Regions from separate parts of the Homo sapiens genome. Here region 1 is linked to region 2. The links are chromatin contacts, found by Hi-C or POLR2A ChIA-PET in ENCODE. All regions are on one chromosome and are shown on one strand. The core of a region is the stretch at or near the end of the contact, and the rest is flanking DNA. Distances in the headings are between cores, read along the strand shown.

Region 1 (4,889 bases), core at 847-3,346, 78 kb after region 2:
AAATCCTGATGGATTATCTGAGCAAGCTCTGTGGAGAGGCAGATAGCAGAGACTGGCCACATCATGAATTCTAAATGGCTGATGTCATTACAAAAACCATAAGCAAGAAAGAATCTACAGTTTCCAGAAAGTGGGGGGAAAAGTTTCTAAGGAGAAAGTATGACTCTTGAAGAAGGAGGGTAAGGGTCATGTAGCAAAGAAGAGGTTATTGGGTGGTCTCTGTAGGCTGGGGGTGGGAAAGGGATGCACAGCAGGGTGGGGTGTGAGGGAGGCATGCTCGGAGATCATTTTTGTTTTTGTTTTTTGACCAGTGAAATGTTCAATTTTTTTTTTAAGTTTTAAAATTTTTAAATTTTTATTTTTTTGATCAGTGAAATGAGAGATGGTTTTGGGGAGGCCTGAGAGCCGTCTAAGAGGTTTATTAACCTGGAGATTATCAAAGTAAGATTTGCATTTTAGATAGATGCTTTTACATGGAAGATAGATCTTAAGATTTTTTTTTTTCCAGTTAGGTGTTAGAGTGCAGTTGTCCAGATTATGAATCATTCATTCATTGATCCCACTTTATGAAGCCCATAATATAAGCCAGGCACTAATCTAGACAAGAAAAGATAGTCTAAAGCAGCACAGTGAAAATGGAGATGGAGTTATATAACCAACAATACATACTGAGGAGACAGATTTGAGAAATGCTTAGGAGTTAAAAATCAGTAGGACCTGATGACTAATTAAGGCAGTGGGGAGTGAAATGGAAAGAGTAAGGATACTGACAGATGCTTGAAACAAATATGTCCAATATTTTAGAATTATATAATAAATTTAAAGGAATTTTCTGTCAGGAGCTCCAGAAAGATTAACACCCAAATGCTAATACATAAAGATCAAAACAGCCTTCGTTTGCAACATCTTTGAATGAGGAGACTACTTTGGACTTTGCTATTTCTCCAAGGCAGAGATAGAGACCTGCCCCAGGGAGGTAATTATATCATCTGCCGAATTGTAGGTTTAACCGACAGAGGTTGAAATAAAATACAAAAGTCTTGCTGGGCCTCTCTCCACAGCCTCATGGCAAGCGTTTCCTACCAGAATTCTAATTTTGTCAAAATGGGGTTGCTTTGATGTAATTTTAGAATAAGCTTTTAAAAACTGAGAGCAGCAAGAACAGCAAGTGAACACAGATGGGCTGGGGGACAGAGTGAATTGGGTAAATTTTATAAGAATAAAAAAGAAGAGGGGATTTTACTAATGCTACTTTCAAAGGCAAAAGACCTAGTCAAAGCACTCATTTTTGCTTTCTTAATTCCTTATCTACTACTACAAATAAAGAGCAGCAAAATTATAAGGAAAAAAAAAACTGTGTGCTGTAAATGCCTTTAAAGACACATCCTTAGTAGTGCACTGTATTGTATACATCATAATGTCTTGCTGGGCAGGCTGCCCAGCTCACCTCCTAATTCTACAGTTCTGTGAGGTGAAAGGTGAAATGTAATATTTACAATCCTGAGAATGAATTAATCCCTGGCAAAATAGAAGGATTTGATTTTCTCATCTGCTCACATCTAGCTGGTGTAATACTTAAGCAGGGTACCAGGGATCTGTTTCTACTTGTTGCCACAGGGCAGGGAACTAGAATCAGGTCCTGAAGCTAAATGCCTGACATGTCTCAGACAAATAAAAACTGACAGAATTCATCACCACTAGACCAGCCTTATAAGAAATGCTCAAGGGAGTCCCACATCTGGAAGTGAAATGATAATTACTATCAAGAAAACACAAAAAAGTAGAAAACTCACTGGTAGAGCACATACACAAAGGAGAAAGAGAAAAGAATCAAATTTTACCACTACAGAAAACCACCAATCACAAGGATGAACAATAAGAGGGGAAGAAAGGAACAAAGGATATATTTAAAAAAACAGAAAATAATTAACAAAATGACAGAAGTCCTCACCTATCAATAATAATCTTGAATGTAAACTTATTAAACTTCCCCCCTTAAAATATATAGACTGGCTGAATGGATTAAAAAACATGGCCCAACTACGGTTGCCTACAAGAAACTCACTTCATCTGTAACGACACACATAGACTGAAAGGGTGGAAAAAGATATTCCATGCAAACAGAAACCAAAAGCAAGCAGGGTAGCTGTACTTGTATCAGATGAAACAGACGTCAAGTAAAAAACGATTAAAAAAAAGAAAAAGGTTATTATATAATGATAAAGGGATCAATTCAGTAAGAGGAGGTAACAATTCTAAATATATATGCACCCAACACTGGAGCGCCCAGATACATAATATAAAGCAAATATTATTAGATCTAAAGGGAGACATAGACACCAATACAATAGCTGGGGAATTCAACACCCCATTCTCTGCACTGAACAGATCATCTAGACAGAAAATCAACAACAAAACACTAGATTTAAACTGCACTTTAGGCTGAGCGCGGTGGTTCACATCTGTTATCCTAGTACGTTGGGAGGCTGAGGTGGGCGGATCACTTGAGGCCAGGAGTTTAAAACCAGCCTGGTCAACATGGTAAAACCCTGTCTCTACTAAAAATACAAAAATTAGCTGGGTGTGGTGGCGGGCACCTGTAATCCCAGCTACTTGGCAGGCTGAGGCACGAGAATTGCTTGAACCTGGGAAGTGGAGGTTGCAGTGAGTCAAGATCATGCTACTGCACTCCCAGCCTGGGCAACAGAGTGAGACTCTCTCAAAAAAACAAAAAACCCTGCATTTTAGACTAACAAAGAGACATTTACAGAACATTTCATCCAACAGATTCAGAAAACACATTATTTCATCAGCACAAGAAACATTTTCCAGAATAGACCATATGTTAGCCCACAAAACAAGTCTCAACAAATTTAAAATAATTGAAATTATATCGAGTATCTTTCCTGACCACAGTGGAATAAAACTAGAACTCAACAGCGAGGTGAACTTTTGAAATTGTACAAATACACAGAAATTAAACAATATGCTCCTGAATGATCAGTGAAGAAAATTTTAAATATTCTTCTCTTTTCTTTTTTAAGATGGTTCTTGCTATGTTGTCCAGGCTGGTCTTGAACTCCTGACCTCAGGTGATCAGTCCACCTCGGCCTCCCAAAGTGCTGGGTTTACAGGCATGAGCCACCGCACACAGCCTAAAGGTTGTTTAATGTTAATAAAAGTACAGCTAGATAGGGGGAATAAGTGCTAGTGCTCTAAAGCACTATAGGGTGACTATAATTAACAACAACTTATTGTATATTTTCAAATAGCTAGAACAGCAGATTTTGAATGTCCCAACACAAAAAAATGATAAATGTTTGAGGTGATGGATATGCTAATTACCCTGATTTGATCCTTATACATTGTAAACATGTATCAAAATATCCCAGTGTACCCTGTAAATATGTATTAGGTATCAATAAAATATGTATTAGATATCAAGTATTAGGTATCAATTAAAAATAATAACAGCTGGGGCCAGGTACGGTGGCTCATGCCTGTAACCCCAGCACTTTGAGAGGCCGAGGTGGGCAGATCACCTAAAGTTAGGAGTTCGAAACCAGCCTGGCCAACATGGTGAAACCCCGTCTCTACTAAAAATACAAAAATTAGCTGGGCATGGTGGTGGGCGTTTGTAATCCCAGCTACTCGGGAGGCTGAGGCAGGAGAATTGCTTGAACCCAGGAGGCGGAGGTTGCAGTGAGCCGAGGATGTGCCATTGCACGCCAGCCTAGGCAACAAGAGCAAAACTCTGTCTCAAAATAATAATAATAATAACAGCTGGACACAGTGGCTCATGCCTGTAATCCCAGCACTTTAGGAGGCCGAGGTGGGAGGATCACTTGAGAGCTCAGGAGTTCAAGATCAGCCTGGGCAACATAGTGAGACCCCATCTCAAAAACAAACAATATATAAACAAATGTCTGACAAAGCAGCACAGGGATCTGGCACTGCAGTGTTCTCTGTCTCTGGACATCCATTATCTACACCCCTGTCCTTTCTGGGAAACAGCTTCAGGGAGTTCTACTTCTGGGAAATTACAGGGACAGCCCTGACAACAATAAACATAGAAAACACATGCCAGAGGGACTCATATGCCCAACAACAGAGTGTGCTCCCATCCTATGGAGCAGCAAATGCTTTATGGGTGTCATTTTTTTCCTTTTTTTTTTTTTAAGTAGCTAAGAATAATTGCTCTGAAGACGCAGAGCTAAATTAACTGCTAACATCCAAACACAGCCTGACAGTGTACCTGCAAACTTTGCTCCTGGTCCATGGGTAAAAGGAGCTCTCAGCCTTGCAGAAACCTTCTGTTGGTGCCACCTGCCATGGGACAGGAAAGAAGCACCTGTGAGCAAGGGCTATGCACTCAATACACCACTGCTGACTCCTAAGTGCCGGAATTTCATCTACAGAGGTAGCTTTAGAAGTTAGGTGATGAATTCTATTCATTTATTTAAAATATATATATAATCCCAGCACTTTGAAAGGCTGAGGTGAGCAGATCACTTGAGGTCAGGAGTTTGAGACCAGCCTGGGCAATATGGTGAAACCCCATCTCTACTAAAAATACAAAAATTAGCTGGCCGTGGTGGTGCGCACCTGTAGTCCCAGCTAATTGGGAGGCTGAAGCAAGAGGATCATTTGAACCCGGAAGGCGGAGGCTGCAGTGGGCCGAGACTGCACCACTGTACTTCCAGCCTGGTGATGGAGTGAGACTCTGTCTAAAAAAAAAAAACCCCAAAACCCAAAATTGCCAACAGGAAGAAGGCAGGAGCAAAACAGGTGCTCATGGCTGCCAAAGATTTGTGGGTCCTGCCTGGGGTAGAGGTCTAAATGCCGGCTCTGCATTGAAGACGTAAGGGAATTTCTTTGTCTTGCTCTTG
Region 2 (5,343 bases), core at 487-2,986:
TTTGGGAGGCCAAGGTGGGCAGATCACCTGAGGTCAGGAGTTTGAGACCAGCCTGGCCAACATAGCGAAACCCCGTCTCTACTAAAAATACAAAAAATTAGTGGGGCATGTTGGCACATGTGTGTAACCCCAGCTACTGGGGAGGCTGAGGCATGAGAATCACTTGAACCTGGGAGGCAGAAGTTGCAGTGAGCCAAGATTGTAACTGCACCACTCCAGCCTGGGCAACAGAGTGAGACTTCATCCCACCCCCGAAAAAAAAAAAAAAAAAAAAAAAAAAATATATATATATATATATATATATATATAGTAAGAATAATTTCTATGCCCAATTTCTATGAAGTTGCCTGGTCTGATAAGGTAATCCATAGTCAGAACAGCATTTAGATTCAAAGGCAGTTAAGTTCTCATATGTAGGCCGGGTACAGTGACTCAGCCTGTAATGCCAGCACTCTGTGACGCTAAGGTGGGCAGATCCTTGGAGATCAGGAGTTTGAGACCAACCTGGGCAACATGGCGAAGCCCCGTCTCCACAAAAAATACAAAAATTAGCCAGACGTGGTGGCAAATGCCTGTAGTCCCAGCTACTCGGGAGGCTAAGGCAGGAGAATCGCTTGAACCTGCGAGGTGGAGGTTACAAAGAGCCGAGATCTCGCCACTGCATTCCAGCCTGGGTGACAGTAGAACCCTGTCTCAAACAAACAAAAAATTCTTATATGAAAATATTAATAATTAGCTTTTCATTTATCTGCTTTCTTAGTTTGTCTATAACATACAGGCAGCACAAAGGGGTGTCAAGATTTCAGGCAAGTAGGATGCATACTCACTTGGCAGAGACTGGGTCTGTAGTTAAAACCCATCCTTTATACTCATTCTTCTCACTGGCTGTCACTCGGACCTCTTTGTAAATGTAATCTTGCCATTCTAAGGGGCCTTTCTTCATCCATTCACTCATGATTGCCACCTGGCTAAATCTGAAACAACCACCAGTGCTGGTTAATATATGTTCCACGTAAGCAAATGTCTTATCCCTAATCTCCATCCTATCCTAGAGACAGAGAACATCTGTGATTTGCCTCAAGTTCGTAATAAGTAACTTAATACAATTAAGTATTAATGCATGTACTGATAGGAACTGATACTATAGTTGGGGAAAAGAACACGTGTAAAGGCTGCTTGAGAATTTTTATCAGGAAAAGGAAAATAGTTAATATGTACAATTCGGCCTAAAGCAGAGGGGTCACCGATTTGCCGCGGGTGCAGTCTGAGGAAATTCATCTGGCACAGGTCTATTCCGATCCACAACCACATTCCAAATCGCTTTCACTCTGGCCTGCAGATGATGCTCAAACCCTTCAACTCTGCTTTTCCTTCCATCGATCAAAGGAGTTCACCCCACTCCTCAACTGAACCAGAAAACTCTCCTGATATCCACCCACGCGCTCTCTGGCTCTGTGTCTCCGCTGGATCCCGCCATCGAGAGGCTCCCCCGATTTATGACAACTGCCCCTTAAAATTTGTTTGAAGGATGCACAAACGAAGGGCCAGCGGCTACAGCTCTAGAGCTTAGATTTCTGGTCCTGTCCTGCAGCCACACGATACCTAACACTGTACTAAAAACCAAATGGTACTTAACGTTTAACCCTGACAAACGAGAAAAATACCAGTTAAAAAACTCCTCGCAACTCTGGGTACTCAGCAACCATGCTTTGAGGAAGGATCGTTGAGCGGAGACCGCCTGAGACCAGCATGCTTTGCGCCGATCGTCACTTCCTTCCCCCAGAAACCTCTGTTTTGTAGTCCTACTTGGAGGTCTGAGAGTCGCGGGACCTAGAGTGCAGGGTGCGGACAGAGTCTAAGATTGTTCTGTAATAATAATAATAATAATGAACCGCCATGTCCTCTAAGGCTATCCCTCTCCATTGCCACGACGGACAGTTCAAATAATCTTTTTTTCTTTAAAGAGGAAAAAGCGGCCGGGCGCGGTGGCTCACGCCTGTAATCCCAGCACTTTGGGATACCGAGGCGGGTGGATCAGGAGTTCGAAACCGGTCAGGAGTTCGAGACCAGCCTGGCCAACATGGTGAAACCCCGTCTCTACTAAAAATACCAAAAATTAGCCGGGCCTAGTGGCGGGCGCCTGTAATCCCAGCTACTCAGGAGGCTGAGACAGGAGAATCGCTTGAACCCGGGAGGCGGAGGTTGCAGTGTGCTGAGATCGCACCATTGCACTCCAGCCTAGGCAACAAGAGCGAAACTCCGTCTCAAAAAAATTAAAAATAAAAATAAATAAAGAGGAAAAAGCTCGTGCCAGGTCCTCAATGATAGTAGACTTGGAAATGCACTTTCGCCTTAGAATCAAAGCACATGAACCCTCAGAGTAAATCCTAAAGCTCTAGGAATGTGAGGTGAACGTGCCGTGGAGAAGAGCGATAGGGTTGCTACAGGAAAGGGGTCCTGATCCAGACCCCAGGAGAGAGTTGTTGGATCTCGCGCAAGAAAGAATTCAGAGCGAGTCCGCAGTGCAAAGCAAAAGCAAGTTTAGTAAGAAAGTAAAGTGGTGAAAGAACAGCTGCTCCATAGACAGAGTAGGATGTTCCCGAAAGTAAGAGGAAAGTGTCCACCCTAGATACAATAGTCCTATGTATGAGGAGATGCGCTCTGCTACAAGGGTTTATGATAAAGGATTAATTTTCTTAATTACTATATTTTTCAAGCATCAATACTATTATCTTTAAAGCAAAATTAGGAATGCCTTTGTTCTCCAGGTATTGCGATATCTGGACACTCCCAAGTCTGGGTCTGTTTAGTAAACTTTTTTTTTTTTTTTTTTTTTTTTGAGACAGAGTCTCACACTGTCACCCAGGTGGAGTGCAAAGGTGCGATCGAGGCTCACTGGAACCTCCACCTGCCGGCTTCAAGCGATTCTCGTGCCTCAGCCTCCCTAGTGGCTAGGATTACAGGCATGCACCACCACATCTGGCTAATTTTTGTATTTTTAGTAGAGACGGGTTTTTGCAATGTTGGCCAGACTGGTCTCAAACTCCTGACCTCAAGTGATCCGCCCGCCTCGGCTTCCCAAAATGCTGGGATTACAGGTGTGAGCCACCGCGCCCGGCGGTAAACGTTATTAATGTCTTCCCTTAACCGTAAACATCTAGAGGCTGGGAATGCCTAACTTTCTGAGAATGCAGACCAGCAAGTCCCAGCCTCATTTTCCTAGCCCTCACTCAAAACGGAGTCACTCTGGTTCCAACGCCTCTGACACGGCCAAGGTATTTCTTGTTTGCTTGGCTTGTATAGGCAATTAAAATGCCTGCTCCTTTGGGATGTGCCCTCAGTACAATCTTGAGAAAGGTGCAGAAGCTGGAAAGAAATGAACCAAACCGGGTTGAATTTTGTCTAGCAGATCACTCTCTATAAACCCCTCCAGTGGAAAAGTGCAAAAGACTTGCTTCTGCTACGGATTTCTGGTCACGCACTTAACTGGCTTCTGGCATGATCCAGAATCTTTTTTAGGACTGAAAAACGGTACAAGGTGGTAAACGCTGAATTCCTGGAAATGTAAAAACCAAGGGAGATTTACAAAAACCAAATGAAAACACTATTAAACAAAGGTGTAGAAAACATCAAAAATGTATCAGCTTTTTCCTTACTCCTTGAGATTTAGGTTCCATATAATCTTCAAAGTATATTTTCTTATTGTCATCATTTGAATCTTTCCCATAGCCTTTATTCGTTGCATGATTGGCTGATTATATTAATGTAGTTTTAGTGGATTCTTAGATTTTGCTGGTTAAAGCCCTCTGTAAATCTACTAAGAGCTCATATAAGTGCCAATTGTTATCACAGTGTGAAGGAAAACACTTGAACTCGTAAAAATTCAGTCCAAAAGAGTTACAACCAACATGTCACAAACTGTTCATTTTCTTTTCTTTTTTTTTTTAGCGAGACTCCGTCTCGCTCTATCACCAGGCTGGAGTGCAATGGCACGATCTCAGCTCACTGCAACTTCCGCCTCCTGGGTTCAAGTGATTCTCCTGCCTCAGCGTCCTGACTAGCTGGGACTACAGGCGCCTGTCACCATGCCCAGCTAATTTTTGTATTTTTTTAGTACAGAAGGGGTTTCACCATGTTGGCCGGGATGGTCTCGATCTCTTGACCTTGTGATCTGCCTGCCTCGGCATCCCAAAATGCTGGGACTACAGGCGTGAGCCACCGTGCCCCGCCAACAAACTGTACATTTTCATTTTAAGCTATAATCTATACTCCATACTCCAGAACGAAAGACTTTGGCCTTTGTGCGTGTGTGTGTGTGTGTATTCTACAAGTAGAAACTAGTGTCAAGGTAAACTTCAGTTACTCCCCATCCTTTTTTTGTTTTGTTTTTGGTTTTGGTTTTGAGACAGGGTCTCATTCTTTCTTCCAGGGTGAAGTGCAGTGCAAGGATCATGATTCACTGCAGACTGGATTTCCTGGGTTCAAGCGATCCTCCTGTCCCAGCTTCCAGAGTAACAGGGACTACAGGCATGTGCCACCATGCCCTCCCTGCTAATGTTTTTCTGTTTGTTTGTTTGTTTGTTTTAATTTTTGGTAGAGACAAGTTCTTGCCATGTTGCCGAGGATGGTCTCTTAACTCCTGAGCTCAAGCGAGCTCAAGCGATCCTCCTGCCTCGGCCTCGCAAGCTGCTGGGATTACAGGCATGAGTCACCCTGCCTGGCCAGTTACCCTTTTTAAGGTGATGAGACTGGGGCAATTTCCCTACCTTTTTGCCCCTTTAGCCTCCTAAGTAAAATTCTCGGGAACTGCTGATGCAAATCACTGACTTCTAAGAGACTGTTGCCCAGCCCACTTCCTAATACAAGTTCTCAGAATGGCCCTCTCCTGTAGCTGGTTGTCACTGAGTTCAAATGGTGCCACCTCCTTTCCTAGGTCAGCCCTTACCCTTGGTCCCCCTAGAGCCTCTCCCACTCCAGTTGGTGTCCCTCTCCTCACATTGTCTTCTTTTCTACTTCTCCTCTATCTCCTTCCAAAGGTTTGCCTGCCTCACCCTCAAACCCACAAACACACACATACCTTTCTCTGCCAAATCCAAAATGACTTATTTTATTTTATTTATTTATTATTGTTATTATTTTACACAGTCTTACTCTGTCATGCAGGCTGGAGTGTAGTGGCGCCACTCGGCTCATTGCAGCCTTGATCTCCCAGGATCAAGCAATCCTCGTGCCTTGGCCTCCCAAGTAGTTGGGACTACAGGAATGCTCCACCATGCCTGGGTAATTTTTTGTAGAGACAGGGTCTCACTGTGTTGCTACACTGGTCTTGAACTCCTGGGCTCA

Evidence for each region. Hi-C counts contacts between places; a loop is a spot of excess contacts on that map. ChIA-PET counts read pairs that join two places held with the same protein, here RNA polymerase II (POLR2A). Pooled maps may share reads with other maps.
Region 1: a loop to region 2 is called in a pooled map, with 4 times the contacts of the local background. The contact joins the enhancer-like site here to the promoter of GEMIN6 in region 2. A Hi-C loop is called at or near these places in 4 of 50 pooled maps. POLR2A ChIA-PET finds 5 or more read pairs at or near these places in 5 of 52 experiments (H1, MCF 10A, T-cell and 2 more).

What each region holds. Positions count from the first base shown.
Region 1 is chr2:38,697,803-38,702,691 of GRCh38, reverse strand. All of the region lies in intron 4 of GALM (galactose mutarotase), which reads right to left. All of the region lies in intron 1 of LOC124905993 (a long non-coding RNA gene), which reads left to right. Among named protein-coding and RNA genes, the nearest start is that of GALM, 34 kb to the right of the region's middle. Within about 2 kb of position 2,096, at least 4 of the 41 ENCODE cell types and tissues checked have a DNase peak (open chromatin) inside an H3K27ac peak, as active enhancers do.
Region 2 is chr2:38,774,603-38,779,945 of GRCh38, reverse strand. GEMIN6 (gem nuclear organelle associated protein 6) reads right to left here and starts at 1,736. Exons shown (of 3, transcript NM_024775.10): 1 at 1,665-1,736; 2 at 828-974. The coding sequence starts at 955.